Regions from separate parts of the Homo sapiens genome. Here regions 2, 3, 4, 5 and 6 are each linked to region 1. Evidence: chromatin loops called from intact Hi-C (ENCODE). Cell type or tissue: CD4-positive, alpha-beta T cell. All regions are shown on one strand. Links, peaks and the distances in the headings refer to the core of each region. The heading gives the core; the rest is flanking DNA.

The links. A loop is a pair of places that touch in the nucleus more often than their neighbours do. Peaks named below come from ENCODE experiments on the same cell type or tissue, not always from the same donor. Only the 100,000 strongest peaks of a DNase experiment are listed, where the experiment ranks them.
Region 2: a loop joins it to region 1, with 7 times the contacts of the local background. A loop is called at or near these places in 14 of 110 quality-filtered maps.
Region 3: it touches region 1 in a loop (4-fold over the local background); 15 of 110 quality-filtered maps call a loop at or near these places.
Region 4: it touches region 1 in a loop (2.3-fold over the local background); 17 of 110 quality-filtered maps call a loop at or near these places.
Region 5: it touches region 1 in a loop (18-fold over the local background); 71 of 110 quality-filtered maps call a loop at or near these places.
Region 6: a loop joins it to region 1, with 10 times the contacts of the local background. A loop is called at or near these places in 67 of 110 quality-filtered maps.

What each region holds. Positions count from the first base shown.
Region 1 is chr21:45,436,858-45,441,799 of GRCh38, forward strand. The region is part of intron 2 of COL18A1 (collagen type XVIII alpha 1 chain); the gene reads left to right. It overlaps LOC124905042 (a long non-coding RNA gene), which reads left to right and starts at 1,502. Exons shown (of 2, transcript XR_007067909.1): 1 at 1,502-4,528. RefSeq lists enhancers at 2,006-2,735, 2,736-3,465, 3,466-4,195. In CD4-positive, alpha-beta T cell, for the core only: CTCF peaks have their summits at 2,690 (motif pointing left) and 2,894; DNase peaks (open chromatin) are centred at 2,704 and 3,217; H3K4me3 peaks cover 584 bases; H3K27me3 peaks cover 232 bases.
Region 2 is chr21:45,817,964-45,822,905 of GRCh38, forward strand. All of the region lies in intron 4 of PCBP3 (poly(rC) binding protein 3), which reads left to right. Among named protein-coding and RNA genes, the nearest start is that of PCBP3-AS1, 16 kb to the right of the region's middle. RefSeq lists enhancers at 1-45, 3,792-4,477. In CD4-positive, alpha-beta T cell, for the core only: a CTCF peak has its summit at 2,799 (motif pointing left); DNase peaks (open chromatin) are centred at 1,188 and 2,788.
Region 3 is chr21:44,947,450-44,952,391 of GRCh38, forward strand. The region is part of intron 2 of SLX9 (SLX9 ribosome biogenesis factor); the gene reads left to right. Among named protein-coding and RNA genes, the nearest start is that of SLX9, 9.9 kb to the left of the region's middle. RefSeq lists enhancers at 1,959-2,544, 2,085-2,234, 2,545-3,130, 4,622-4,942. In CD4-positive, alpha-beta T cell, for the core only: CTCF peaks have their summits at 2,472 (motif pointing right) and 2,675; DNase peaks (open chromatin) are centred at 708 and 2,502.
Region 4 is chr21:45,352,817-45,357,758 of GRCh38, forward strand. LOC105372839 (a long non-coding RNA gene) reads left to right here. Exons shown (of 2, transcript XR_937800.3): 2 at 549-722. Among named protein-coding and RNA genes, the nearest start is that of LINC00316, 13 kb to the left of the region's middle. RefSeq lists an enhancer at 518-1,392. In CD4-positive, alpha-beta T cell, for the core only: no CTCF peak of the experiment used is centred there; no DNase peak of the experiment used is centred there; H3K27me3 peaks cover 657 bases.
Region 5 is chr21:45,138,223-45,143,164 of GRCh38, forward strand. The region is part of intron 2 of ADARB1 (adenosine deaminase RNA specific B1); the gene reads left to right. Among named protein-coding and RNA genes, the nearest start is that of ADARB1, 66 kb to the left of the region's middle. RefSeq lists an enhancer at 452-746. In CD4-positive, alpha-beta T cell, for the core only: CTCF peaks have their summits at 763, 2,299 and 2,505; a DNase peak (open chromatin) is centred at 2,329.
Region 6 is chr21:45,149,844-45,154,785 of GRCh38, forward strand. All of the region lies in intron 2 of ADARB1 (adenosine deaminase RNA specific B1), which reads left to right. Among named protein-coding and RNA genes, the nearest start is that of ADARB1, 78 kb to the left of the region's middle. RefSeq lists an enhancer at 1,510-2,366. In CD4-positive, alpha-beta T cell, for the core only: CTCF peaks have their summits at 2,642 and 2,844; a DNase peak (open chromatin) is centred at 2,618; H3K27ac peaks cover 360 bases.

The DNA.
Region 1 (4,942 bases), core at 282-4,281:
CTGGGGAGTTGCTGGCTGGGGGGCAGCCATGGCTGGGGGAACCCTGGCTAGGGAGGGGCTGGCTAGGGGCGAGCCGGGCTGCGCGGGGCCCTGGCTGGGGAGCAGCTGGCTGTGGCAGGAGCTGTGGCTGGGGCTTCTGCTGTCTGCATCCGTTCCTGTACATAGTGAAGGTGGGTTCTATTGCCAAGGTTCTGCAGGTGAGGGTGTGTGCTGTTCACACCACAGCATCACACAGGCACTCTCCTGCACACACACTCACACACAGACACACAGGCACTCTCCACACACACTCACACTCAGACACAGGCACTCTCCTGCACACACACTCACACAGACACACAGGCACTCTCCTGCACACACACACACAGACACACAGGCACTCTCCTGTACACACACACACTCACACACTCAGACACACAGGCACTCTCCTGCACACACACACACTCACACAGGCACTCTCCTGCACACACACACACTCAGACACACAGGCACTCTCCTGCGCACACACACACACTCAGACACACAGGCACTCTCCTGCACACACACACTCACACTCAGACACACAGGCACTCTCCTGCACACACACACTCACTCACAGACAGACACACAGGCACTCTCCTGCACACACTCACACTCACACACAGGCACTCTCCTGCACACACACACTCAGACACACAGGCACTCTCCTGCACACACACACACACAGACACAGGCACTCTCCTGTACACACACACACTCACACACTCAGACACACAGGCACTCTCCTGCACACACACTCACACAGGCACTCTCCTGCACACACACACACTCAGACACACAGGCACTCTCCTGCACACACACACACACACTCAGACACACAGGCACTCTCCTGCACACACACACTCACACACTCAGACACAGGCACTCTCCTGCACACACACACACTCACTCACACACAGACACACAGGCACTCTCCTGCACACACTCACACTCAGACAAGCACTCTCCTGCACACACTCACACTCACACTCAGACACACAGGCACTCTCCTGCACACACACACTCACTCAGACACAGGCACTCTCCTGCACACACACACACACACTCAGACACACAGGCACTCTCCTGCACACACACACTCACACACTCAGACACACAGGCACTCTCCTGCACACACACACTCACTCACACACAGACACACAGGCACTCTCCTGCACACACTCACACTCACACTCAGACAAGCACTCTCCTGCACACACTCACACTCACACTCAGACACACAGGCACTCTCCTGCACACACACACTCACTCAGACACAGGCACTCTCCTGCATACACACACTCACACTCAGACACACAGGCACTCTCCTGCACACACACACTCACACACTCAGACACACAGGCACTCTCCTGCACACACACACACTCACACTCAGACACACAGGCACTCTCCTGCACACACACACACTCAGACACACAGGCACTCTCCTGCACACACACACACTCACACACTCAGACACACAGGCACTCTCCTGCACACACACACACTCACACACTCAGACCCTCACACTCCAGGGCTGGGCAGGGGACCCCGGACCTGGCCTCTGGAGCTCATCCCTGGGTGCCTGGGCACGGAGTGCCGGTCACACTGTGCACCCATCCTTGTTTTCTCGATGTTGGGTTTACTTTTCCTGCCGGCTGCACGGCCTGCCCTTCTCAGGGCTTTGGGCTACTCTGCAGGGCTGGTGTTCAGGGCAGGAAAGGGAAAGGGGCAGTGGAGAGGGAGTGTGTGCTGTAGAGGCTAAGACCCCATTTGCACTGAGCCCTTCCATGGCTGTTCAACTCTGACGGGAGTCCACTGAGGCTCAGGACGCCTCTGCAGGGTGCCAGGGCCACGCAAGCTCCACAGCACGTGGACAAAGGCGCATCTAATCCTTGCAGGCAGAGTGGCTTATTAGACACGTTAGCAGGTCTGTCTGTGCAGCCGGAAGGAAGAAAGTGAAGTTAGATGCCCACATGTGACTTGGCATCCAGAGGCACATTCCAGATGGCGACCCGGGGCTCCCTGGTGTGGTCTGGGGGCCGGTGGGGGCCGAGGGGCTGCTGTGGGTCTGTGTGGAGATGGATACCGAAAGCCACAGGACGTGCTTAGGGACTTGCATGGCAATTTGGCAGGGCCGTTCCCAGCGCAAAGAAAGGCTGTCGGAGGTGCAGGCCACGCTCATCACCCGCATCTGACCCCACCAGGCATCCCACAAATGTGACCCTTATGTGTCTGTTAAAAACTACACTTAACGTTTTTTAATTCGAGAAAACCTATCTGTTGCTGTTATGTACAGTGCTGTAATCAGCAAACGTGTTCCTTGGTCATTTCCGCAACAGAACACAGTGGGAGGGGCCTGCTCTTCCGCAGCACCCCAGGCAGGCCTGGACCGCCCGAGTGGCCGTGGTCCAGGGGCGCGGAGGGCGCAGCGCGTTCCGTTTCGGCTCCTCTGGTGCGTGCCTCGTGTGCGTGTGAGCAGAGGCCGTGTGGATGCCGGGCGCCCGCCGGTCACGGGCTGGTGGGCAGAGAGGTCATGACCTTTTACTTTCTAGGCCTTTACGTATCGCAACGTGTGCGTTACGTTCATCATAAAAACGTCCGACGAAACCAAGAGCAAAGTGAACTTATTGGTGAAAGTTGCCATTGGGACTTCGGTGCCTGCTGAGAAATGCCTGGGCCTCTGGCTCCCCCTGGCGGCCGGTCCCTGGCTTGACGGAAGCGCGTCGCGCGGGCTCCAGACGTCCTGGGCCAAGTCCTGTGCGCGGGGCCTCCGGGTCTGCGAGCTGCGGCCGTGTTCAGAGCGTGTTTTGCCCGGAGCTGCTGCCAGCCTGGGCGGCTTTGGGCGCGTGCAGCAAGCAGGGTTTGGATTTGGAAGTGCAGCTCGTCCTGGCGCCAAGCACAGAGCCTGGCCTCTAAGATGCTCGGGAAATGCCGCTCTCTGCGCCCCTGAGTGCTCAGTGCGAGCCTGTGAAGTCCATTACAGTCTCCGGCTGTGAATGTAGCAAGGAGTGGGAACTAGGCCTGGGAGATGGGAGTGTTTGTCTGATGACTTCCTGAGCGAAAGCAAACTGGGAAATCTCGGGCTGCGCGCTGGTGCCCCGACTCCGCACCTCCCACCCCTTCTGTGGGGCCAGCACCCAGAAAGCGCCAGCGGAGGCTGGCAGGCCGTGGGCCGCATGGGCGGAGGGGCCGGTCCTCCGATGATGGGGCAAACGTCTCCGGCCTAGCCCCCGACGCTCGGGGATGTAAGGGCAAGGGCTGCGGGGTCGGAACGTCGGCTGTGGCTGTGGCTGTGTGACTGCTCCGCACCAGCTCAGCTTCCTCACCTGTGCACACAGGCTCCCGCTGGAATTTGCTGCGTTCTCCAAGCTCTGCAAGATTCAGAAGCAGAGGCCTCCCTGGGCTCTCACAGCCCCTTAGCTTCTTGCCCACCCACGGAGAGGGTCCAGAGCTGCCCCTTGCTGTCTGTGAGGAAAGCGGGTGCTTCAGGCCTGCCAGGGGTCCACTGGGAGTTGCTGGGTGGGCTCCTCAGGCCCTGCCCAGGGCTGACCCCTGGCTCCAGGTCCTGGGCCTCCGTGCCATGTTCCCCGCAAGCAGTCGGGGCCTGCTGGGGTTTGAGCCACGTTCCCCGGAAGCAGTCGGGGCCTGCTGGGGTTTGAGCCACGTTCCCCGGAAGCAGTCGGGGCCTGCTGGGGTTTGAGCCACGTTCCCCGGAAGCAGTCGGGGCCTGCTGGGGTTTGAGCCACGTTCCCCGGAAGCAGCTGGGGCCTGCTGGGGTTTGAGCCACGTTCCCCGGAAGCAGTCGGGGCCTGCTGGGGTTTGAACCACGTTCCCCGGAAGCAGTCAGGGCCTGCGGGGGTTTATGTCACACCCTGGCTGCACGTGGGGATCGTGTCTAAGCTTTTTGGAAATGTCGATGCCGGACTCCGCCCCAGACCTGGAGCTAGGAACTGGCCCCTGGCCATGGGCCCAGGCAGGGTGAGGTTTCCCAGCACCCTGGGTGATCTGAACTTGGGAGCAGGGCTGGAACCTGGGGGCAAGATCAGCACTTCTAGGACGTTATCGTGCGTGGGAACCACGGGACGCTCACTCATAGGAGGCTCAGCAGTTCTCTCGCTGTGCCGAGGCTGATGGAGACCTCACTGCTTGCCCCCGGGATGCAAACCCCGGGGACACCCGCCTTTCCGCTCCAAGCTCTGCCCACCGCCTCACATGGCCCTGGGAATTACAACAGACTTTCCCATCTCCCCACTATGGGCGGAATCTGCTGCAGCTGCCCAGACCTGGGGTCTTGCAGGTTCTGGACACCACAGCTCCCCTACACACAGAGGCTGCTCCTGCGTGGCCCTGGTCCCTCACCTCTACTTCTGGCACACGCTCCTCCACCTGCTGCCCTTCAGGGTTCATCGAGGTCTTATTTTGGTTCTGTACTGGGAGAGGGGGAAGCAATGGGGCAAGACGCTGCCCCTACTGTCCCCAGAAGATGAGGGACAGCACAGATGCCCAGGTAGAGTTTTCCTGTGTTAAATCATAAAACCCCCACATGCCCATCCCAGGTGCCCCACCTGCCCCAGCAGCTGCCTCCAGGCCTCGGGACGCTTGAACCCACCTCGAGGGCTGCCAGCTCCTGGCCTGGAGGTGCCCCCACCGGGTCCTCCAGTCCTGCTGCCCGGTGGCTCTGGCCATGGTTCCCGTCCCGGGCTGTTCATGTTCCCCCTGCTCCTCTCCGTGATCTGCCATCTCTGCTTCACCAGCCGGCGCCTTCTACAGAACACGGCCGTGAGCTTCCCATGTTCTGCCGCTGGCTCTTCACGCCAACAGGTCTCCTCTGAGCAGGGCCAGCTTATGGCATGGCGCCGGGTCAGCTCTCACCTGTCCCCCTCAGACGCCCACCTCTGATATGCAACTATTTCCAGCAGAA
Region 2 (4,942 bases), core at 393-4,392, 380 kb after region 1:
CTCCTGTTACGTACATCTTGCCTCAAGTGTGGTACAGTCAATGAACCAATATTGGTACATTATTATTATTATTTTTTGAGACAGAGTCTCGCACTGTCGCCCAGGCTGGAGTGCAGTGGTGCGATCTTGGCTCACTGCAACCTCCACCTCCCGGGTTCACACCATTCTCCTGCCTCAGCCTCCCGAGTAGCTGGGACTACAGGTGCGTGCCACCAAGCCTGGCTGATTTTTTGTATTTTAATAGAGACGGGGTTTCACCTTGTTAGCCAGGATGGTCTCGATCTCCTGACCTCATGATCTGCCCGCCTCGGCCTCCTAAAGTGCTGGGATAACAGGTGTGAGCCACCGCGCCGGCCTGGTTCATTGTTATTCACGGATGGTCATAGTTTGCATTGGGGCTCACTGTGTTGAACACAGGTTTTGACAAGTGTCCAGTGACACGTGTCCCTGTCATTACTGTGTCATACAGAAGAGCTCCACTGCCCCCATGCGCTTCACGTACTCACTCCTCCCGTCCCTGAAGCCCCTGGCAACCACTCATGTTTTTATTGTCACTATAGTTTTGCCATTTGCAGAATGTTTTGTAAGAAACTGCCACAGTTTTGTAAGAAACTGCCAAACTACCTTCCCAAGTGGTTGCATCACTTTGCAAACTAAAATCTCTCTAACCGTGAGATCTATTAGTCATGCTCCTTGGTATTTACTCAAAGGATTTGAAAACTTCAGCCTACACAACAACCTGCACACAGATGTTTATAGCAGCTTTGTTTATCATTGCCAACACTTGGAAGCAACCAAGACATCCTTTAGTAGGCAAATGAATACACCAGTGGTGCATCCAGACAGTGGAATATGATTCAGCACTACAAAGAAATGAGCTGTCAAACCATGAAGTGATGCGGAGGAACCTTGAATGCGTGTTACTTAGTGAAAGAGGCCAGCCTGAAAAGGCTGCATGCTATACGATTCCAACTATATGACATTCTGGAAAAGACAAAACTATAAAAATAGTATAAAGATCAGTGGTTGCCAAGAGTTGGGCGGAGAGATGGATGTGTAGGTGGATCACAGAGTACTTTTACTACAGGGAAAATACTCCGGGTGATGCTGTAATGGTGGATGCGTGTCATTACACATTTGCCCAAACCACAGAGTACAGCACCGAGCGTGAGCCCTGCTGTGAACTCTGGACCTGGGGGGTGGTGATGTGCCCACATGGGTTTGGTTGTGACTCATGTACTGCTCTGGTGGCGGGCTGTGGGGGATGGGCCGTGGGGGATGGGGGTATATAGGAAATCTCTGTGTTTTGTGCTCAGTTTGCTGCTCTAAAAAATAAAACCTAAACAAAGCAGTCGGAGTCCCTGAAGACTGTCCTGTGACAGAGCAGGAAGGGCTCCCTTAGCTCTGAGGGAAAGCGCTGGTTATGTATTTGCTCTTCTCCCAAGAACACACAGTCTAATTTTGATCCTCTTTACAGACGGGATGAAGGGCATGTTCATCAAGTAAGCGGATGCAGGTGCAGAGACCACACCTGGCACGACACTGCCGTTGGGCACCCCAAGGCCGAGGCCGGCAGCCACTGTTGTCCCCAGAGTCCATCTGGTTTCTAGAGTGGAAAATGGAAAGGGGTCAAACCGCCCACGCAGCCCTGAAGTCCTTGATGGTAGTGTAGATTCTACAGTCTTCCCCAGGTGCTATCTTGGCTGAGGTGGGGAAGGCTCCTGGGGACTGTACTTGGCCTTTTCTGCCTTAATATCCTGCTCAAGGCCGGGGCCAGAGGGCTTGTCTGGCAGCTGCTGGGCGCCTCTGTCCAGTGCTGTACCAGAACGTCTAGCAGATGGGTGTGCGGGCACAGGGCCTCTGCCAGATGGACTCGGGCCAAGCTCCGTCTGTCATGTTAATTGTGGGTCCATGATGGTGTCTGAGTCCCCTGGAGTGGGCAGGAGCTCAGGCCCCAGACCCAGCCATTGTCTGAAGGTCCAGGGCCTGGCCACTCACTCTGCCCATCATGCTGTCACTCCAGGCAGTTACTCAGGCCCGCTGGGGAAGGTGGGGTGAATGTTTGCTCTACACCGCAGGACTGTTGCGGGTCTTCCCTGGAGACTGGGTCTCCGTTTCAGCCACTGGCTCTGACCCATGGACCAGCTCAGACCTCATCTCCTCTGAAGGGAGTGGCGCTGGCCTTTTCCTGGCTCTCGGCTATGTGTGGGATGATGCTGGCCTTCTCCCGGCTGTCAGGTGTTTTTGGTGTGTCCATGTCAAGTGTATCCGTCCTGGGAACACCCAGTCCGGCTGCCATGGCAGTGGGCACCACGGGCCAGCACACCTTTGCTGCCTGTGAGGTCGTTGCGCCTACCTGGCCCCATGGGCCCCATTTTATCTCGTCGCTTTGCTGTCTGGGAACTTTGTCACCCACGGATAGGAGTGCCAGGCCCAGGAGGATGTCACGCAGTGTTGGCACTTCAGCTTGGCTGCTGTTCTCCCACAATCCTTGTGAGGGCCTGTGATGACCCAGGTCAGGATAGGACAGGTGGCTTGGGTTCTGCGGGCCACACGGTCTGCAGTGTGCGTGGCCTTGACCTGGTGCTGGAAGGCAGCTGCAGACCACGAGTCAAGGAGGGGGTGAGACTGTGCTCCGGGGAAACGTGGATTGTGGATATGGGCAGCCAGCGGGGCCTGCAGACCCCTGGGTTAGAGCCAAGCCCCAGAGGCACCTTGGTTTCTGAGAAGCCAGAGGAGGGAGTTCCTGGGACCTGGGGGATGACCATGGACCTCTGCTGCCACCTCGTGGCAGGGCTGACGTATCTGAGCCACGTCCTTTTCTCCCGGTTTAGAAATATCCTGGTGGGAGGCGCTTTTTCATCCTTGCAGCAGACAGGCAGCTCTGTTGGCCACACGATCTGGGCTGTGTGCCCCGCCTTCAGCAGAGGCCCTCAGGACCCTGCGGGATACAGCCTCGAGAGGACAGAGCCTCAGACTCTGAAGGCCACAGCAGTGATAGCACACCTGTGTCTGAGGAGTGCGTTCTGAGAGGAGACCCGGCCCCTCGTCCTTGTCCATCCATGTGGCTTCTGCAAAGCACCCTTGTCTTGCAGAGCCAGCGAGCCTGGCGTTGTGACCTGGGCTAACTTGGTACCTTTTCTCTTTTTAGAGGCAGAATCCTTTCTTGAGAACAGCATCTTTCAACTCTTGACCTGCTCCCCCTTCCCGGTTCCCACTTTTTGCCTGGCAGGCTGGGAGGGACCCCCTCTCCTGTGCAGCCTCTCCCTAATCCTGGATTCCGCAGGGGCTCCAAGACCCTCAGGGTCGCCAGTGACTCCTGGGTCACACTGGCCCAGCACACACTGAGCTCCAGCCTGATGTCCAGCCCAGGAGGTCCTCAACTGAGGTCCAGTACCCCCCTGCACCACGCTGTGGGCCCCGCACCCTCCCCCAACTCTTTTCTACAACACTCTTCCCCCTGCACCGTGCTGTGGGCCCCGCACCTTCCCCCAACTCTTTTCTAGAACACTCTTCCCCCTGCACCACGCTGTGGGCCCTGTGCCTTCCCCTAACTCATTTCTAGAATACTCTTCCCTGCCTGCACCCTGCTGTGGGCCCCGCCCCCTCCCCTAACTCATTTCTAGAACTCTCTTCCTCACCTGTCTCCCTGGTTCTTGTTCTGGCTTCTCCACGGGACCCTCCTGTCCTCCCGTGTGATGCTGACTGCTCGTGACATGTTGCAGCCTGTCTCTGCTCCCTTCCCTGCTCTTGTCACTTCTTGCTGGTGCTCTGTGGCTGTCATGCAGACTGGGGTTGGGGTTCTGTTCCCTCTACTGTACTGGAGCTCCAGGTCATGGGAGGCAGCAGAGCCCAGCCCTGGCCCTTCGAGCTTCCGTCCTGCAAGCACCGGCAGTGTCAGGGAGGCACCGCCCAGGGGAGGCTCCTCCTTAGGGTGCATTGTCACTCGGCGTTTCCGACACCTGCTCTCATCATTTTCCTACCTTCTCTTTCCTGACAACTTAGCTATTTATCAGACCCCAAAATCATGAGCCTTGAGAAATGATATTCCACATGCTCATCCTCTGGAGGACACCTGGAACTGAGCTTGCTTCCCTGCTCACCCTGGGAAGTGGTTTCACAATGTCCCTCAACGTGTGACTATCACCCATAGCCTCCGGTATCTCTCTGTGTTCAGTGTGAGGCCATTTGCTCGTTTGACCCTTTTGAAGGTCAGGAGAAGCTGGCAGGACTCCTGCAGGCACAGGCACCGGCACCGTCATCCTGGGAGCCATCGGGGTCCTCAGCCCCCACTGCAGCCTGAGCCTTTCCTCTGGCCGCACTGTCCATTTCTTTAGCTCCTCTTTTGCCTTTTCTGGGGCCTTCTCCGGTGTTCTGCGTTCTTTTAAATGTTTCATGGTTAAAACTGGACACATCCCCCAAGAAGCTATAAATCAACCATAGCAAGAACTGATCTCTTTCCAGGTGACTATAAAAATGATTTTTTAAAAATGGTTCTTTAAAAATTGTCAGTTAAGCAGATAACAGACCCAAGACAGGGCCAGGAGAGTGAGGGGCGGATATGGCATGGGACAGGGTTAGGAGAGCAAGGGGTGGACCTGGCATGGGACAGGATTAGGAGAGCAAGGGGCGGACCCAGCACAGGATAGGGCCAGGAGAGCAAGGGGCGGACCCGGCATGGGACAGGGTTAGGAGAGTGAGGGGCGGACCCAGCAGGGGACAGGGTTAGGAGAGTGAGGGACAGGGTTAGGTGCACGAGGGGCAGACCTGGCACAGGACACACCCATCTTGGTTGTGAGTTTCTGACTCTTCTTGGTTTTGGTGACCTTGACTGTCCTGAGCAGGACTAATCAGGCATTTTTCAGGCTATCCCTCTGCTGGGATCTGTCTGATGCTTTTCTCATGGGTACAGGAAGGGGCTATGAGTTTGAGGAGGAAGCCC
Region 3 (4,942 bases), core at 482-4,481, 490 kb before region 1:
CCGTGTGCCCATCTGCACCCCTCCTCCCCCACTCTAGCCCTGGGAAGTGGTGGGGCTTGTTAGTCCCTGTGACTGACAAGTTCGTGGCATCGTTCCTATCCTGTGACTGACAAGTTCATGGCATCGTTCCTATCCTGTGACTGACAAGTTCATGGCATCGTTCCTATGTTTTTTTTCAAGCCCTTCGGATCCCAGCTCGCCAGGAAGCCACATCTGACCCCCTGTTCCCTTCCTGTGCCCTGGAGCCTGCCTTACCCTTACGGGCATCCTGGGAGGGACCCTCTGAGCTCTGCAGCCTCCTGCTACGGGAGGAGGAGGGCATGGGTGCAGGGCTGAGGCTGGCCTAGAGTCCCCTCCCCGCCCCAGCTCTCTAAGACCCCCTGCACCTCCCCAGCAGGACTCAGCTTTGCCTGTGGGCCGGGTTGTGCATGCAGGGGCTTTGCGGCAGCCTGTGGACCCCATGTCGGGGCTACAGCTCCTCCATGTCCGCTCTGGGGGTGGCGAGGGACCTGTGGCAGAGCCGGGGTGAGCACCCGTCTCCTGAGCCTCCCCCAACGCAGTGCCACCTGCTGTGCGTGCTGTGTGGCCAGCTCTAGCTGGCTTGTGCAATACCAGAGCCTGGCAGCCGGCCGGGTGTCCAGTGGTGGCTGATCCTCCAGCCTTGGGCACGGCTCCAATCCTTGGCATCGGACATCCGGGGAGCTGGTCATGCAGCATCGGGCGATCGGGCATCCGGGGAGGTGGTCGTGGAGCATCGGGCGGTCCGGGAATCTGGTCGTGGAGCATCGGGCGGTCCGGGGAGCTGGTCGTGAAGCATCGGGCGGTCCGGGGAGCTGGTCGTGGAGCATCGGGCGGTCCGGGGAGCTGGTCGTGGAGCATCGGGCGTCCGGGGAGCTGGTCGTGGAGCATCGGGCGTCCGGGGAGCTGGTCATGCAGCATCGGGCGGTCCGGGGAGCTGGTCGTGGAGCACCGGGCGTCTGGGGAGCTGGTCATGGAGCACGCTTAGAATTGGATTTCTAGTTCTGTGTTCCTTCATACCAGAAAACGAGCCCACCTGTTTTCAGACAGGCACTTGGGACTCAAGCTCAGAGACACAGGCAGGGTGGGGCAAGGCCTGGTATGGACTCAGAGCCGGGTGGGGCTGGGGGCCCCTGGAGCAGAGGATGTTGGGAGGCCTGTCACCATTGCTGGAGAGGGAGCTCACAGCATGGTGGACGGCTTGGGGGCGGTGGGGGCATGAGAGGCGCCGGTGGTGGTACAGGATTTTGGGGGTGTTGCTTTTCTGGCCAGATACCTGTGGCCGGTGGCACCTTTGCTTGAGTTTTGTCCAGGCCCACTGGGCTCATTTCACCTACTTGGCCTGGCAGGCTGAGCTCAGCTCATGCTACTGGCCTGGATCTCATGCCTCCAAGGGAGACTGGAGTCAGGCGTGGAGCGGTGAAGTGTGTGTGTGAGCAAGTGTGGGGTCCGGCCATTGCAGGCCAGCGCCAAGCCACCCTCAGCCCCCGCCTTGGCTTCCTCCCAGAGCTTGTTGATGCCCAAGGTCCAGAGGGGGCCAAGGTGGCAGGGCCTGAGTGTGTGCACACCCGGCCGGGCTCTGACAGCACCTGGGCTCAGCCCCAACCCCCCTTTGAGATTGGAGTGGGCGTTGGAAGCAGGGAGAGGCCAGGCAGCAGGAGCAGGCATCTCTGAGTCTGCAAGGGTAAGAGTGCAGAGAGGCCAGGGTCCCGAGCCCCGACTTGGCTGCTGCTTGCTCCCGCTCCTGCTGGCTCTGTGGAGCATGCAGCCCTGGCTCCCCCTCGCACGGTTTGTGGCCTTGCCCGGGGGCTGCTCCTGATCAGGGAGTGGATTGTGGGCCCTGGGCCCTGGGCCCGGCTGTCAGGAGTGTCGGGCCTGGCAGTCACACCGATGTGGGGTGGATCCTAGGGATGCAGCCCAGGCGGCCCTGCACCATAGCCTCCTCCAGAGGAACCCAGCACCCTCGGCCGGGTGGACACAGGGACCACACTGCTGTCCGGGTCCCCAAAGCGCGGCCCCAGCTCCGCCTACCCCCCAGAACCCTCTGTGCAGCAGCAGCAGGCCAGAGCGCACCATGGAGCCAGGCTCTGAAGCCACAGAGGCCTACTCTTAGACGCCGGGCACAGGGCACCCACCGCCGCCATTGCTGCTCCGGCAGCCACTCCTGCCGCTTCTGCCTGCGCCTTCCGGCTGTGTACGACCTGCTGCTGCTGTCAGTGGAACACGTCTGCGTCTGCAGGCGTGTTGGACTGGGTGACGAGGCCACCAGGCTGTGGTGCAAGGACATCCCAAGCTCCTGCACCCAGCCCTTGGGCAGGGCTGGCTCTCCCGGTCAGCACAGAGCGCTGCCCAGGTGATTGTACCTGCTTAGACCCCACTCCACCCCCAGGCACCTGCGGTGGAGGGACCTGCGGTGGAGGGCGCGACCTTGGCTTCCTGGCCGTCCCTCTGCCCTGGTGATCTGGCCAGCAGAGGGCAGCAGAGCTGTGTCCTTGTCAGGTCAGCCCAGGTGTGGGACAGTCCCGGGATAGAGACGCAGGCTCTCCCTCCTGCCTTGCACAGCGGAGACTTGGGAAGTCCCAGCTCCTCATCAGACAGTACAGACTCTGGGGTTACAGGGTTGTCTTCAGGGATTTTTTTTTTTTTTAAGATAACTGGAAAATGGCAGAAAATGAGCCTTGCCCCACCCTGCCTGTGTCTCTGGGCTTGAGTCCCAGGTGCCTGCCTGAAAACAGAATGAGCTCATTTTCTGCTATTTTCCAGTATCTCAAAAAAAAAAAATCCCTTTTTTAAGACCTTTTTTTACAGTTGTGAAGTCAAGGGTATGACAGGAAACCATGCAGAATGTACTTGTTGCTTATATCTACTCCCAAGTTAAAATAAGAACAAACTGACGGGGAGGTTACATGGAGATGGCTCTGTGGAAGCGAGGCTTGGGGTCAGATGGCCTCGGCTTGGCCGCAGCTCCCTGTGCGTCACCTGCCTTGGCTGCGTGGTGCGGCGGCTGGGAGTGGTGCGCCTTCTTACCTGCGCTCCTGCAGAGAGTGTGGCCGTGCCAGCCGGTATGTTGGGAGCCCAATGACTTGTTTCTTAAGCCAGGCATCCTTGTGAGCCACATGTTGTTGAGACGCTAGACCAGGGGTCGGAGGTGTGGCCTATGCCAGTCCGGCTGGGAGCGTGGCCCTGTTGGTGGCGCTTCTCAGGCCCATGGTCACGCAGTCACATGGTGCCATGCTGAGGCATTTGACTTGGACCAGACATAGTGCTGTTTCCTCCCATCTTAGTGGGAGTCAGGAGCCAGCCAGGGCCTCTGGGGTTCTAGCCTCCTGCACCTCCTTGCCGGCGTCCTCAGGGTTTCTGCGATCAGCTCCTTCATCTGCGAAAGGGGGGTGTCGGGGGGCTGCTGTAGAACTGCTGTGGGTTTATCCTCATAGAACTTTGAGCACAGAGACTGGCCCAGGCGGGTGTGGGCTGCACCTGTGCCTGAGGATCACGGTGACTCCACCTGGTCCCTGTCCTGGAGCACGTGGCGGCGACTGGGTACACGTGTCGTGGGCACAGTGCAGCAGGCTAAGCCTTCATCGGATTAAAGTCGCCGGTTTGATTTAAAGGCCTTAAAAATGGTTTAAACACACAGCAGCAGCAGAACACACAGGAGAAGATTCCTCTGGGCTTGGCCAGCCTCTTCTGTGCCTGTGTCTCATGGCCTGGCTCCTGTTCACTCAGGTTGAGATGAAACCGTGGCTGCTGCCATACTGGGCGCAGAGGAGGCTCCCATCTCCTGGTGGCGCTGAAGCCCACAGCCATCCAAGGGACCAACATCTTGCAGCATCGCGCAGGGAGGTAGGAGAGAGGCAGGGAAAGTGGGCATGGATGGCCCTGGCTTGCTGCACAGCCTGGGAGGAAGCAGGGGGACAGGCTGTGGATGTGGCCCTTGCCGGTCCTGTTCAAGTCCCAGCTCTACCATCTGGATCCAGGGGCTGAGTCCTCAGCGCACGGGGCGAACGGCCGCGTCTTTGCCCACCGTGCCTCACTCACTGTCATGCCTGTGGCTGAGACTTGAAGGTTAGGGATCAACTTTTACCTAAAATTACTTCTGTAGAAAATAACATTTCATGATTGAGAAAGCAGCGCGTATGCACACATTGCAGAATAGACAAATACGCAACATTGGGAGATAAAAGCCAGGCCCTGCCCCCGGAGCCGCCCGAGCGCGCTGTGTGGGCACCATCTCTCACTGCCCGAGGGCACTGTGTGGGCACCATCTCTCGCCTACAGGTGTTCTCGCCCAGGCCTGCTGCACGTGCCAATCACTAACCGGGGCGGGGCATCTCAGGAAAGGCCCTTAGCTAGCAGTGTCTTCAGGAGCCCTTGCTGCTCTTTGTCCGAGCAGGGTTCGCCCGTCGTGTGTGGGTTTATCCTCATAGAACTTTGAGCACAGAGACTGGCCCAGGCGGGTGTGGGCTGCACCTGTGCCTGAGGATCACGGTGACTCCACCTGGTCCCTGTCCTGGAGCACGTGGCGGCGACTGGGTACACGTGTCGTGGGCACAGTGCAGCAGGCTAAGCCTTCATCGGATTAAAGTCGCCGGTTTGATTTAAAGGCCTTAAAAATGGTTTAAACACACAGCAGCAGCAGAACACACAGGAGAAGATTCCTCTGGGCTTGGCCAGCCTCTTCTGTGCCTGTGTCTCATGGCCTGGCTCCTGTTCACTCAGGTTCACTCAGGCCTTTGTGGGCCGTGCAAGTCTGGATCTCACCGGCTTGCCGAGGTCCCTGGGCCGCTGTCTTGGGCTTGCGCTGCTCGCCCCCGGGAAGCTCAGCCACTGCCTTTTTCTATTTGCCAGACAGCAATCGGCAGCTTCCCTGGCCACTCAGGGAGTGACTCCTCCTCATCAGAGCTGTCTGCTGTCAGGGCTGATG
Region 4 (4,942 bases), core at 440-4,439, 84 kb before region 1:
ACCTCCATCCAGGCACACACGGCCCTCGTTCCCCTCTCTGCCCGTGGGGCGCCTCCACAGATGGCTGGAGGACCCATGCAGACCCTCGGCTTGGTAGCCTGCTGCCCATTCCTGTGCCCACAGCCGGGGCTCCTGTGCCCACAGCCGGGGCTCCTGTGCCCACAGCCGGGGCGGCCTGACCTCGCAGCACAGGGTGTCAGCCGGGAGGATGCGGGGGAGGCGGCTGCCCAGCCTCCTGTGATCCCGGCAGGTCCTGGCCCTGCACTGGGCCCGGTTTCACCACCTGTCAGCCTCAGGGTAGGATTTTATGCAGAGTCACGCAGTTTACACACAAACACACACACGCTGGTATACACACGTATGTGCACACACATGCACAGGCAAGCATATACATATACATGCCGTTATAGATTGAACTGTGTCTCTCCCAAATTCACATGTTGGAGTCCTAACCCCCAGGATCTGTGAATAAACTTATCTGGAGATAGCATCTGCAGTTAATCAAGTACAAATGAGGTAATTAGGGTGTGTTTGTGTGTCTTTTAAAGGGGGAGGTCTGGACACCGTGTGGAGACAGCTGTGGGATGCATCTGCACACTGAGGAGCCATGATGGCTGTGGGACGCCCAGAAGCTGGGGGAGGCCTGGAGCAGCCTCTCCCTTACAGCCTCAGGGGGAATCAGCCTGCTGTGAGATAATAAATGTCTGTTGTTTAAGCCCCCAGTGTGTGGTGGCTTATTGTGACAGACCTAGCAAACTGTGCACACAGACACAGGCACACAGGCAAAGGCACAGGCACACAGACACATACACACAGACACAGGCACACAGACACAGGTACACAGGCACAGGCACATAGGCACATACACAGAGGCCCAGACACACAGACACAGGCACACAGACACACAGGCACACAGGCATAGGCACACAGGCACACAGGCACATACACAGAGGCCCAGACACACAGACACAGGCACACAGACACACAGGCACACAGGCATAGGCACACAGGCACACAGGCACATACACACAGGTACATATACACAGGCACAGGCACACAGGCCCAAACACACAGACACAGGCACACAGGCACATACACACAGACACAGGCACACAGACACACAGGCACACAGACATAGGCACACAGGCACACAGACATAGGCACACAGACACAGGCACACAGGCAAAGGCACAGGCACATAGGCACCTACACAGAGGTACAGGCGCACAGACACAGGCACACAGGCACGTACACAGGTACAGGCACACAGGTGCACACAACTCACCCGTAGTCAGTAGCATCAACTTTAAAGTCCAGCATAGCAGGGCTCAGGACCTGGCTGGACCATATTCCATCTGTTCGACCTTGAAAAGGTAATTTAATGATTCTGAGCTTCAGTTTTCTCACCTGAAAACTAGGAATCATAATAGTCTCTTCTTCATAGGGTTGTTGCAAGAAGCCGGGACATTTTGCCCTGGGTTTGGCATGAGGGGCTGCAGTGTCTCCTGTACATGCTTTAAATATTTTTTAAAGTCTCAACTATTTGTACACTAAACAACACACGTCTAAATAATGTGTGGGTCAAGAAGAAATCGCATGCCAGGCAAGGTGGCTCTCGCCCATCGCCCCAGCTACTCGGGAGGCTGAGGTGGGAGGATTGCTTAAACCCAGGAGTCCATCAGCCTGGGCAATGTAGCAAGACTTAGCCACAAAAAAAAACTTTTAAAGAAGAAATCTTGAAGAAAATATTTTGAATTGAATCATCATGAAAATGCAGAATGTAAGAATTTGTGGAAATGCAGGCAAAGGGTGCTTAGAGGGAAATTTATAGCTTTAAATACTTAAGATTAGAAACAAAGAAAGGCTTAACATCAATAATATAAGTTTCCAATATAAGTAGCATAAAAGAGATAAGCAAATTAAACCCAAAAAGTAGAAAATAAATAATGAAAGTAGTAGCAGAAATTATTGAAATACAAAACAGATAAAAAGATCAACAAACCCAAAATTGATTTTTTTAGTTGTTAAAATTGTTATCTGTCAAGCAAGATCGATTTAAAAAAGAGAGAGAAGACACAAATTGCCAATATGTAGACTGAAAGAAAGAATATCAATGTGGATCCTTGAGACAGCACAGGATAATAATAAAACTTTATGAGCAACTTTGTCAGTAAATTTAACAACGTTGGGTGACACAAATTTCTGAAAAACACAACTTACCAAAATCAGCATGAAATGAAATAGAAAATCTGGATAGCCTTATGTCTACTTTTAATAACTGAATTCGTTATCAAACTCCTTCCACAAAGAAAACTGCACGCCCTGGTGGTTTTATGGTGAGTTGTATCAAATACGTAGGGAAGAAATAATGCTGATCTTTCACAAACTCATTCAGAAAACAGAAGAAGGGAGAACGTCTGCCATGGCCTGAATTTGCCCCCTCCCTGCTGCCAAAATTCATACCCTAACCCCAGCATCTCAGAAGGTGACTGTATTTGGAGAGGGGATCTTTACAGAAGTCATTAAGTTAAAATGTGGTCATTAGGGTTGCCCTGGCCCAGTCTGCTGGCGTCCTCGTAAGAAGAGCAGATGAGGGCACGGACACACACAGAGGGACGGCCCTGTGAGGACACAGGGAGAAGATGGTGTCTGCAAGCCAAGGAGAGACCCCAGGCACCAGCCCTGCCCCTCCTTGATCTCAGACCCCAGGCTCCGGGACTGTGAGAAGGAAGTGCCTGTTCGAGCCACCAGTTCTGCGCATTCTTAAGGTAGCCCAAACAAACTAATAAAATCCCTAGTGCGTTGTACCAGGCGGATGTAAGCCTGAGACGACACCTGACAAAGACATTATGATAAAACACAATTGGGGAACGTCCCGCACATCAACACAGACACAAAACACTCAACCAGATGTTAGCAATCACGGCCAGCAAGGGAAGTAAATGGTACACCACGACCAAACGTGCTTCCGCCGGGAATGCAAGAGCCGTTTACTGTTTGAGCATCAATCAGTGTCATTCACAGAAGCAGAAAACATGATCATTCAATAAATGCAGAGAAATCATTCAACAAAAAAGCAACACCCATTATCACAGATAAGAACTCGAGACAGGCTAAGAACAAAGTGAAACTTTCTCCATATGATATGGCCACGTATGAGGAGCCTACAGCTAAAATCAGATGTGATGGTGGAATGCCGACCTTACACAAACTCATTCAGAAGACAGAGGAAGAGGGGAGAATTCCTGCTCTGTCCTGAATTTGCCCCACTCCCTACTGCCAAAATTCACATCCTAACCCCAGCATCTTGGAAGGTGACTGTATCTGGAGAATGGGATCTTTACAGAGGTAATCAAGTGAAAATGTGGCCATTGGGCTGGGCCTCCCTAACAGTGTCCCTCTCACTCTGTGAACGGGGTGAGGCTGTCTGCCTGGCCACTTCTGTTCAATGCCGTACTGGAAATTATAGCCAATGCCACAAGGTGAGACAAATGAGAGTCGTGCAGTTTGGAGAGGGTGCCTGTTATGAAGGTGTGGTCTTCCACCCAAACCCACCCTCCGGACCCCATCCTGAGCTGCCGGGGCTGGGACCCCACAAACCACATCTCTGCTCAGCCTGCCAGCATCCCCTTAGACTGCCAATAAGGGGCGCTGGAGAGACCACCAAGGTCCAAAAGGACAGGAGAGTTCAGGCGAGTGTTCTGGGTTCAGGGAGATTGGAGACATGACGGTTAAATTCCACGCGTGCTCCTGCACTGCACCCTTGGGTGGGAAGGAACATTACTGGGACAGTGGACAAGAATGGGAAATGGACTGCCCGCTAGATGGTTGTATCACATCATTAGGTGATTACACCAAGGGGCGTTCCCTGCAGGCACACGCTGAGGTCCACAGTGGGGAGTGGACATGGTGACCCCGCCTTGCTGGGGCTCAGAAGCTGGTACCTGAGATACAGCTTTGATGTGAACCGAGGCAGCCTCAAGGTCTCTCTGACCTCCCTGCTCCTGTCTCTCCCAAAGCACGAAGTTGTTCCCTGAATCTCCCTTATCTGCCTGAAGTCCCTACCGGCCAAAGAAGAAAACAATGACCCGGAATCCCCTCCCTGCGTTTCCATTAACTGAGCTTCTATCGCAAGAAGAAAGGCCGAGGTTTGTCAACACACCTGGCAAATGTCACAACCATTGTCTGCTCCAGCGGACTTTGTTCCAGGCCATTGTCCGTGCTTCAAGCCCATTGAATTCCCTAAAAATCATTTACTACCACCCTAAAGTCACCCACACTGCCCCATCTCCTTTCCCCCAAGAAGAAGGGTGCATGGCCGTCTGTGGCCCCCCGGGGTTTGGGGTAATCGTCCTCCTAAGATCCTCCATGCTATGCACATTAGAACACATGTCAGCCTTTCCTCCAGTTAATCTGCCTTCTGTGAGTTGATTTTCCAGTGAAACTTCCGAGGGCAAAGGGGAAGTTTTTCCCTTGGCCTCTGCGCGCCTACTTGTTTTTTTTTTTTTGGTTCTAAAAACACTTTTGAGTGAGGGAGAGGAAGTGTGATAAAGAAAATGGGGCAAAATGCACAAAGTTAGTGAGTCCGAGTGAGGTGCTCCCTCTCTATCCTCGCAACTTTGTCTTCTAAGTTTTAAATTTCAAAATATAGCAGTGAAAAGAATGAGAACGTTAAGTCCCGGAAAAGCCATGATTTCTCGCTCAGGGAAGTGGCCACGTGTCCGCGATCGCAATCAGCGAGGCTCCGACTCCAGGACTGCGAAGCGGTTCCACTGTCAAACACGCCGAGCCGGCGCGTTTCACAGCTGCCCTCAGCTCCTGCAGCTGGGAGCATGTTTTTCCAATCAGACGTTCTTTCGCAGAACAAGAATGTTCAGTTTTTTGCTTTCGGTCTCACTGTTGGTGACGCTTTCCGGCTGCGTGGGGCCGGACACACACAGGC
Region 5 (4,942 bases), core at 666-4,665, 300 kb before region 1:
GTGCACTGTTAGTTCACATGGAGGAGGATTTAGCTCCGTGACGTTTCTCCAACCTTCTTTTCCTGTATCATTTAGGATTGATTCTGGGTGAAGGTCACAGCATGACTCACAGTATCTTACACACCTTGGATGTATATACGCACTTCTTATGTCGTAAGTAATCCAGAGGGAGGAGTTTGCTAGAGCTAGTCCAGAGTTCAGCCATCTTAGGGCTCTGGGTGAGTATCGCTGCAGTACAGCAGCAGCAGCTTTAGACACCACTTCTGTGTTTAAGGCAGGAACAACTGAGAAGGAGCAGGCCGTGGAGCTCTTGTCTATTCCTTTTGTCAGAGACATTGTGGAAGCCCTCAGCATATTTTCACCTGTCTTTCACCAGAACTGTGTCTTTCTCCTTGGCAAGAAGTGTGTTTTGTGGCCAGCTTTAGTCACAAAAGAGACAGAAAATGAGCCTTTCATTTTTGTGGCACCCTTGGTAGAGGGGTAGGGGAAAGGGCTTCAGGACGAGCACTGGATCAGCTTACCAAGCCTGAAACCACGCCCCCTGCTGGTCATCCTAGAGACTGAGTGGCCCATGTGCTCGTGGCCTGTGGGCCCTGGGCGGCCTCTCAGTTTCCTGCATGGAAGGCAGCAGAAGCACTTATCTGGCCCTCAGCTCCTCGGTGGTGTCAGTTTGTCTGACCTCTGTCAGTTTGTTGTCTTCTTTTTTTTTTTTTTTTAAGACAGAGTCTCGCTCTGTTGCCTAGGCTGGAGTGCAGTGGCACAATCTTGGCTCACTGCAAGCTCCGCCTCTCGGGTTCAAGCGATTCACCTGCCACAGCCTCCTGAGTAGCTGAGACTACAGGCGCATGCCACCATGCCTGGCTAATTTTTGTAGTTTTTGTAGAGACGGGGTTTTGCTGTGTTGCCCAGGCTGGTCTTGAACTCCTGGGCTCAGGTGATCCACCCATCTCAGCCTCCCACTGTGCTGGGATTACAGGCGTGAGTCACTGCTCCCAGCCTTGTTTGTCTTCTGTGTTACCAAAGTAGAAAACTTCTTCTGTTCTGTAACCTTGGTTCAATCAAAGTTCCAAATTCATAAATGGCACTTATATTATTATGACGATTGCTGAAAGTCATGCCACAGTTTAATTTGCTTTATACTTGGATTTGGTATACTTGATTTTTTGGTTCTGTTTTCTCTTTTTCCTGATTTCCTTGATTTTTTTGGTTCCGTTTTCTCTTTCTCCTGGTTTCCTTGATTTTTTGGCTCCGTTTTCTCTTTTTCCCATATTCTTGCCTGGCATGGAGTGGTAGAGCAGAGTGGGGAATGGAGTTGAGTTTGGATCCAGCGGTCGAGCAAGTGTCTCAACTCCCATGCTCAGCTTCCTCCTCTGTCACGTGGGGCAGGGAAGGTGCCTGTCGGGCGCAGCGAGCGTGGTGAGTGGTAGTGTGGGGCCGCGTGCGCCCGTGGGCCCTGAGCATCAGCACTTCTGCCTCTCCGTGTTCTCTTGTTGAGAGGGACCACTGCCTTTCTTATGCTATCGCCAGCCTTTTCCAGCTTATTCATTCTGTTTCTTGGAACCCATTTAATTCATTCTTCTTGAAATATGTGTATTTTCTATTTTATTTCAAATTGAGACTTACCTTTCTTATAGAATTTGTTTTCTTCTGGGATCTCTTGATTTTTTTAAAATTGGATTTACTGAGGTAAAATGTACAGACAATAAAACTCTTTTTTTTTTTTTTTTTTTTTTTTTTTGACACAGAGTTTCGCTCTTGTCACCCAGGCTGGAGTGCAATGGCATGATCTCTACTCACTGCAACCTCTGCCTTCCAGGCTCAAGCGATTCTCCTGCCTCAGCCTCCCTAGTAGCTGGGATTACAGGCGCCCGCCACCATGCCCGGCTAATTTTGTATTTTTAGTAGAGATGGGGTGTTGCCATGTTGGCCAGGCTAGTCTCAAACTCCTGACCTCGGGTGATCCACCCACCTCAACCCAGCCAAAAATCATTCTTCTAAAGTGTGCACTCTAATATATTCTGACAAATGTATGCCAGTGCCACACCACCAAGCAGCTGAGGTAGAGAATATTCTTACCCCAAAAAGTTTCCTCTTACCCCGTGCAGATGTCCTACCCATCAGGGCCCAGGGCGACCTTGTCTGATGTTGATGTCCCATCAGATGGTTTGTATTCAGCAGAGCACCTAGACCAGGCTGTGAGGTACAGGTCCGCCCCTGGCAGCCCATGCCTTGTAGCTTCTGGGTGGCTCCTGGCTTGGTTGCTGTGGTGTGGAGCGTTGAGTGACCTCTGCAGAACAGCAGATGGTGCTGTAGGGCCGCTTCTAAGACTCAGTGGAGGAGGCTCAGTGGCGTTCTGAGCGGTGGCCACCAGGACAAACCTCTTGTCTTTACACCATCTGTGTGTGTGTGCGTGAGTGTATGTGTGTGTGCATTCCAGTGTGCGTCCAGAAGCCAGTTTCCTTCAGAAAGCTTTCTGTTCCCTGGCTTCATTTTTACCATTTAGAGGACCTGTGAAGCAATGAGATGGAATACTTATAGCTGGTTTAATTCAGTGAGTGATCTGAATTGTAAATAAAATTTTATCAAGTAATTTATAAATTTGATATAATAAATTAAGTCTGCGGAAGGGGCTGATTGTGTTATGGAATGAGAAGTTTTGTACATCTTTTGCAATTCTAAAAATTGTGGCCAGGTGTGGTGCTCAAGCCTATAATCCTAGAACTTTGGGAGGCTGAGACAGGAGGATTGCTTAAGCCCAGGAGTTTGAGACCAGTCTGGGTAACATGGTGAACCCCTGTCTGTACAAAAAATAAAAGTAAAAATAAATTAGCCAGGCATGGTGGCACATGCCTGTAGTCCCAGCTACTCGAGAGGCTGAGGTGGGAGAATTGCTTGATCCCAGGAGACGGGTGGCAATGAGCCAAGATTGTGCCAATGCACTCCAGCCTGGGCGACAGAGCGAGACCCTGTCTCAAAAAAAAAAGTTGTGACTTTGCTGTGTAGTCTTTGTGTAACATAATTTTATGATTCTATTGTTTTAAGCTTAATATTCCAAATAGGTAATAATTATGTTAAAATGCAAAAAATTAGCCTATACTCTCATGATCTAAATATGTAGTAGTGGTTTTACAGAATATATTTCAAAGGATTGCCATTCTGTTTTATTTTTAGTAGCCAGTTATAGAAAGCATTATTTTTAAATAATGCCTAAGAATCTTTAAAGAAATACCTGTCAATGTATGTTCCAGTTTAGTATCAAATTTATATTCAGAGCTCATAAGAATTTAAAAAGTTTCCCAGAGTCTGTAAATGGGGATGGAGCTGTCCTTCAAGGGTGATAGTCCCCCTAGGTTTGAGTTGTCCTCTGCTGCTAGCATAGTACCACCTGAGCTACCTGTGGGCCACCTTCACCACCCGTGGGTCCCTCCAGCCACCCCAGGGACACCTTAGCCTCCCTGGGTCGCCTTAGCCACCCCTGGGCCATGTTAGCCACCACAGGATCACCTTAGCATCCCTGGGTCACCTTAGCCACCCCAGGGTCACCTTAGCATCCCTGGGTCGCCTTAGCCACGCCTGGGCCATGTTAACTACCACAGGATCACCTTAGCATCCCTGGGTCGCCTTAGCCACCCCAGGGTCTCCTTAGCCATCCCAGGGCCACCTTAGCCACCTGTGGGTTACCTCAGCCACCAGTGAGTCACCTTAGCTACCCCAGGATCACCTTAGCCATTTGTGGGTCACCTTACCCACCCTTTCACCTTAGTCACTCATGGTCAGCTTAGCTGTTTGTGGGTCACTTAGCCACCCCTGGGCCACTGTAGCCACCTCTGGGTGTCCTTAGCCACCCCCGGGCCACCTTGGCCACTCTGGGTCACCTTGTCTACCCCTGGGTTACCTGAGCCACCCTTGGTCACTGTCTGTGGGTGCTTGCTTGCTTTAAGCCACATTATGCTACTGCAGCTAATTAAGGTCGCTCAATTCAAGTGTCTCCTTTTTTTGGGCTCCTGCCTTCTTTTTGTTTTTCAAATCGAACACCCGCTATACTCATTTGAGAAGTGTAGACTTTGATTTTTAACCCTAAGTTGCATGGTAAAGTCACCTTTAAAGCCAATGGAAAAAGCTTAATTGAATTCATTTGTTTGAAGAAGTAGAGGAATGTTGCAAGTAGACTGAAAGTTATACTTAGTCTGTTCTGTTTGAAACCATTCTCATTCAGAAAACAGAAATGTGTTTATGTAAAGAAATATGTTACTTGACTTAATATTGTAAGGAATCTTAATTGAGAAAATAAGTAGTTGTGTTTTTTCTTTAACTGGGCAGCATTGTAGCGGGGTGGAGTGTGGGTCCCCAGGTTGGAGAGCTCTGGATTTGGAGTGGATCCTAGCACATGGCCACCATGTGACCTTGGGCAGTGACTCAGCCCAGCTGGCTGCCAGGCTGCTCCCCATGAGGTGGTGGGAGCCGTGTGGGATCTGCCTACTGGGTGTGCAGCTGCTGCGGCCTAAGCGGCGTCCTTGCTTGGTCCCCCCATGAACTCAGGGGTGTGGCCTGGCTCCGTCATGTGTTTTGCAGGGGGATCTGAGGGGCCCAGAAGGTAAGAAATTGCCTACGGCCCTTGGCTAATAGAAGAGGGAGCAGGGCTTTGACCAGGGGGACCAGCTAGTGACTCTGTGCTGGTTACTACTTTACCAACACCATGGCCATGCTGCACAGCTGTGCAGCCTCCACCCACAAAGGCCAAAGCTCCAATGGCATCTGCGATGCTTGTAAAACAAGTAGCAGCCGTGTCCAGCCTGCTGCTCTGAAACCTCAGTCTCCTTTACTGAGATTTGATGATGTTTAAATGAGCAAATGCATGTGTAGTGATTGGCAGGTGGCCATCGCTCAGCCGACTTTTCCTGTGCCCTCTGCTTCGGCAGGTGCCCTTCCTGGCTCCCTGCTT
Region 6 (4,942 bases), core at 591-4,590, 290 kb before region 1:
TTTTTGTGCAGTGTTTACAGTTTTTAAAGAGTTGTTAAAAAATAAAATAGTGCAACAGAGACATGGCCACGAAGTCTAAAGTACTTACTCTTTGCCCCTTTACAGAAAATGTTTGCTACCACTTGATCTAAAGGATTAAAAAATAAAACATGTCATTGGGCCAGATGCGGTGGCTCACGCCTGTAGTCCCAGCATTTTGGGAGGCCAAGGAGGGCGGTTCACCTGAGGTCGGGAGTTCGAGACCAGCCTGACCAACATGGTGAAACCCCGTCTCTACTAAAAATACAAAAGAAATTAGCCAGACGTGGTGGCGCACGCTACTTGGGAGGCCAAGGCAGGAGAATCGCTTGAATCCAGGAGGTGGAGGTTGCAGTGAGCTGAGATCCTGCCGCTGCATTCCAGCCTGGGCAACAGAGCAAAACTCTGTCTCAGACAAACAAACAAACAAAAATGTCATTGAATTTGAAGTATACAAAATTTGAATATCTTTCTATCAAAAATTTGAATTTTAAGGAAATAACAAAGCAAAAATTATAATTTTTTGTGTTTTCAAAAAATTATTTTTTCTAAATTATTAAGTTATAAGATATAAAGTAGTTAATGTGAAATGTTTAAATCAAAATTGTTTAAAGCTGAGTTTTAAATTTAATACTTTGAAAATTTAGTTAAATCATATTAATAATTTTATAAGAAATAAAACTATTGATAATTCTGATGTCTGACATCTGTCTGATTGCTGACATGGATCCTGAGTCTTACAGTGTTTTGAGGGCCTCCAGCTACATTGGGGTTCCAGTGCCAGAGTGGCTGGCAGCCCCACCCTAACGAGAAGTGAAGGGGCTGGGCATGCTGTTTCCAGTGCTTTCATGAGATGCTGCTTTGCCTGGCGGTCGGGCCTGATGTCTCGTTGTTCCACCTGTGACCAAGGGGTCCCTCTGGAAATGTGTGTGTACTGACACATGCCCTGGTGGCTCTTGTCTGATCCATGTCCAGGTTATTCCTGCCTGACCGTCACTCGTGCCAGGAGCCCAACACAAATTCAGGCACAAATTCAGTACACCACACAATGGGGGAAACATGTTCAAAGATTTTTACTTACAGGTCCTGAGCAGGGAGGGTGCCATGAGTCAGGAGGGCAGTCCTCTGTCCCTGGGTCATGCAAGCAGGAACAAAGGGTCAGGCAGAGAGAGAGAGCACTGCAGCCAACCAGCAGAACAAATAAGGGAGTAGGGTGGGGTCACTTGAAGTGTGTGGGCAGGTGCCTGAGTGAAAGATGCCTCTAGGTTCTCATCTCTGGTACTGGCTTGAGCCACTGGGTGTGGTGTAGAACTACAAAGTGTCAGGGGTGGCTGAACTCTGCCGCTACTAGGAGAAAGTGCAGCTCATATTCCAGATAGATGCTGAGGCAATAGAAAATGAAAAGAATTCACTATGCTTACGCAGAGTGTGTCTGGACACACACAAATTTAAGAGTAATAAGAATTGCTTAATATGGCATAATTTCCTTAGGTGCCATGTGCAGTTGTCACAAGCATTGCACTAATTGGAATAATGAATTAGAAAGTGGATGTTGGTCATTATTAGGAAAAGGTACTTTGTTACACGAGACAGTAATTGCATTGTGGCAAGAGAAAGAATCTGACTAATTAATTTGTCTTTTTTTTCTTTTGCCTATGAGTGCTTCTTCTGCTTGACTCCTCCCCATAATCGGACTCCTTCCAAGACAGCCTAATCTTCAGGGCATTTGGATGCAGCTGCCTTTTGTTCCAGAGACACAGGCCATCTCAGGGGAGGTATCTCCCTGGGGCCTGAACAGCGTTTTTCTAGACAAGAGGAGGCTGAGGGCTGTGGGTTCTGCTTTGCCAGCCCTGAATGCTGGATCCCGAGTGGCAGAGGCACCAAGTGCTGTATGATGTGTGTATGTGATGTGTGTGCATGTACATGTGTGTGATGTGTGTCCCTGCTCGCCCCAGGCTGGCCATGGTACTGTGCTAGTCACAGACTGGCTGTGCTGATCAAGCCAGGCACAGTGGAAAATGGGAAGATGTTGGCGTTTGCCCCTCCCTTGGCTGTGTGTCATTCACCTGGGGCATGAGCTGTGCCCCTGCTCTGCAGTAATGAACAAGGCAGGTCAGCATTGGTCCGAGACACGTGAGTTAAGAGAGGAGGAAGAGCACTCTCTGGGGGCGGGGGGATCCATTTGTCAGTGGCCTGCAGTTTCCTGTCCCAGGGATTTCACTGGTGACATCCTGACCACTCACCTGCACTTTATATGGAGCTGTTTTCATCAGCTGGCGTCTGCTGAGCCTCTGCATTGTGTTGTGTGGTAGCCTGTTACTTTTTGCAGTTTTATTTTCTAAACTGTACTCTTTTATTGATAGATTTTTTGTATTAGGATTTCCATTTAAACAGGACTTTGGTACGTCTGCTGTGGGAGATTTGTTTCCCTAGAAGATTCACGGCTGTCGTTCTCTCCCCTCTGCTCGTGGTGTTTTACTGTGACTGCGCTGAACGGTTAGCTGTCACATGTCATTCTCTGGGTGGTGTGCTCTGAAGTCATTGTGGTGTGTGGGCCCCTTCAGCCTAGTTCTGCCTAACTGCGGCATGATGAATGGGCCCGAGGCAGAGGAGGAGGCTCCCTCGTCGGTAGGGGCTGCTGTTGTCGCAGCTGCCGGCACACGGAAGTGAGTCGGTGTGCTGCTGCCCCGAGTGACTGAGGGACAGAATGAGGCTGGGGCCGGCCGGACTGGCATTGGCGTGTCTGCATGGCGTCGTCCACCACTGGGCCTTTGCACATGGGGACCTTTTTCAGCATCATGGGGCGTCGGTATAAAAGGAGGCGCAAGAAGCGCTCTGAGAGGAAAGGTAATTCATTTAGTTTTTATTCTTCAGTGTGAAGCATTTGTCTTTAATGCAATACAGAAGTGTTTTCTGGGATAGACGGCTTTGTGAATTAATCTTGCTGATGCCAGTTACTTCCTATTTTCCCTTTTTGAGTGCCTTTTTTGTTGTTGGCATTTTATAGAATTTTAGATAGGGGCACTTAAAAAGGAAGATTCAAAAACATGTCTGTAAACATGAATAGAAATCATTTAGCTTCAGAGTCTGGAGTATGTCTTTGGAAAGATATTTATAAAACTTTAAAGTTTGTAGCTTTGAGCTACAGAAAAGGTTTTTCTCCCAGAGACAGATGCTTATATGAGATTTCCTTTGCCGCACTCTTCATTAATGACTTTTCTACATTAAAACTGTTCTTCATGCTGCAGAAAGCAAGGCTGAGCAACCATTGTGAAAATATTTCCCCTTTAAAAGAATGGAGAGCAAATTCCTTACATTCTGCACTCCAGGTTAATACCAGTTTTTAATTCAACTTAATGTTTTAAGTCATTAAAATCTAGATTTTTTTTCTCAAAACCAGATTCAAAAGTTGTCCATGACTATACACATCACAAGCTACTGGTTTTTGGACCTAAATTGCTGCTTTAAAAGCTGTTGATGTTTTTTTTTTCTCTTTGTATAATATGAAATAATTAATAGAAAATGCCTTAGTGAAAAGATGTGTCTAGCCCGGAGAACAGCTGAACACAGGCGTGATCAGTGCCTCTGCCTCTGTGTCTTCTGGGCGCCCCCTTAGTGTCCCCCACCCGACAGGACTGGAGTACAGCGCTTCACCACCACAGGGCCCTTGGGACATGCTGTGGCAGGAGATGGCTGTTTCTTCAGGAAGTAAAATTAACCTCGGTTTTTTGGTGTGGCTTCCTAAGAAGAAGAACAGATGAATCTCAAAGTCAGCAATCTTGTAATAGTACCTTGTAATATAACAAAGGTGACAGCACCTAATGGAAGTCTGTGTCTGGGAGTGGGGAACCCCTGACCCTGGGCCCTCTGTGCACCGTGCTGCCAGGTGCTTGTGTCCAGGGCTGGGGATGCCACACCCTCGATGCTTTCCTGGACTGACGGGCGGTCTCAGGACAGCCAGTCTGTGCGGCCCCCTCTGCCCTCACCTCAAGAGGTCACAGCATTGGCCTGTTTTTGTTTCCTCAGTTAAGCTTTGGAAATTGAGATGTCACTAAGACAGGCAATAGGGAGTAAAACAAAGGCACAGGCAAAAACTAAAGGACATTTTTACCAAATACCCTCAATTTAGAATTACCACCACTTTTCCCATGGACACTCATCACTAATTATTTAAGTTGGGAAAAATATTGAGAAGTACAAGAATAATTCTGTCATCATTCTTTTGGAATTTACTGTGATTCAAGCTTAAAATGTCTTTTTCATGCATTCCATAATCTCATTCTGCAGTGGGAAAACCACTCTCAAATATGTTGCATTTTCAGACCAAGGTTATAAGAAATTGAGAGGGTTATAAGATGTAACAATGAGGCCCACATATTAAATGGCTTGTGTTCCTTGGTCATTCCTATGTGAGTAAGTTCATTGTGAGTGTTACTAAACAGTATCATGTTATGTGTTAGTTCTCGCTGTTGGTATTTTGTAATAAGCATTATCTTTGAAACTAATAAAAATACCTTTGAAATTATCGATATTATTAAGATTGGCCATCACATTTATACCAAACTGGCAAAGTTTTATAAGATGTAAAATAGTCTTTTATACTGTATATTTCTAAGGTACTGTAAATCATGTGTATTGCATGGTTTTTTCCCTAAGACTGATACAATGTACGCCTTTTAAAATGTAATTCTTTGATGAAAACAATGTAGTAGCAAGTTACGGGTTTTAGTTGGCTTCAGTGGCAATATAATTTCAGTGATTTTTTTCATCACTCCTGGATTATACTTGCAGTTACTGCCTTCCACAGGGCAAATAATTGACTGTTGACTGTGTGTGAGCCTCAGATGGGTTAGCTTAATCATCAGGAAAATAGGGCTAAAGAATAATGTACCATTTAAATACTGGCCAGAGTCCCCATCAAGCA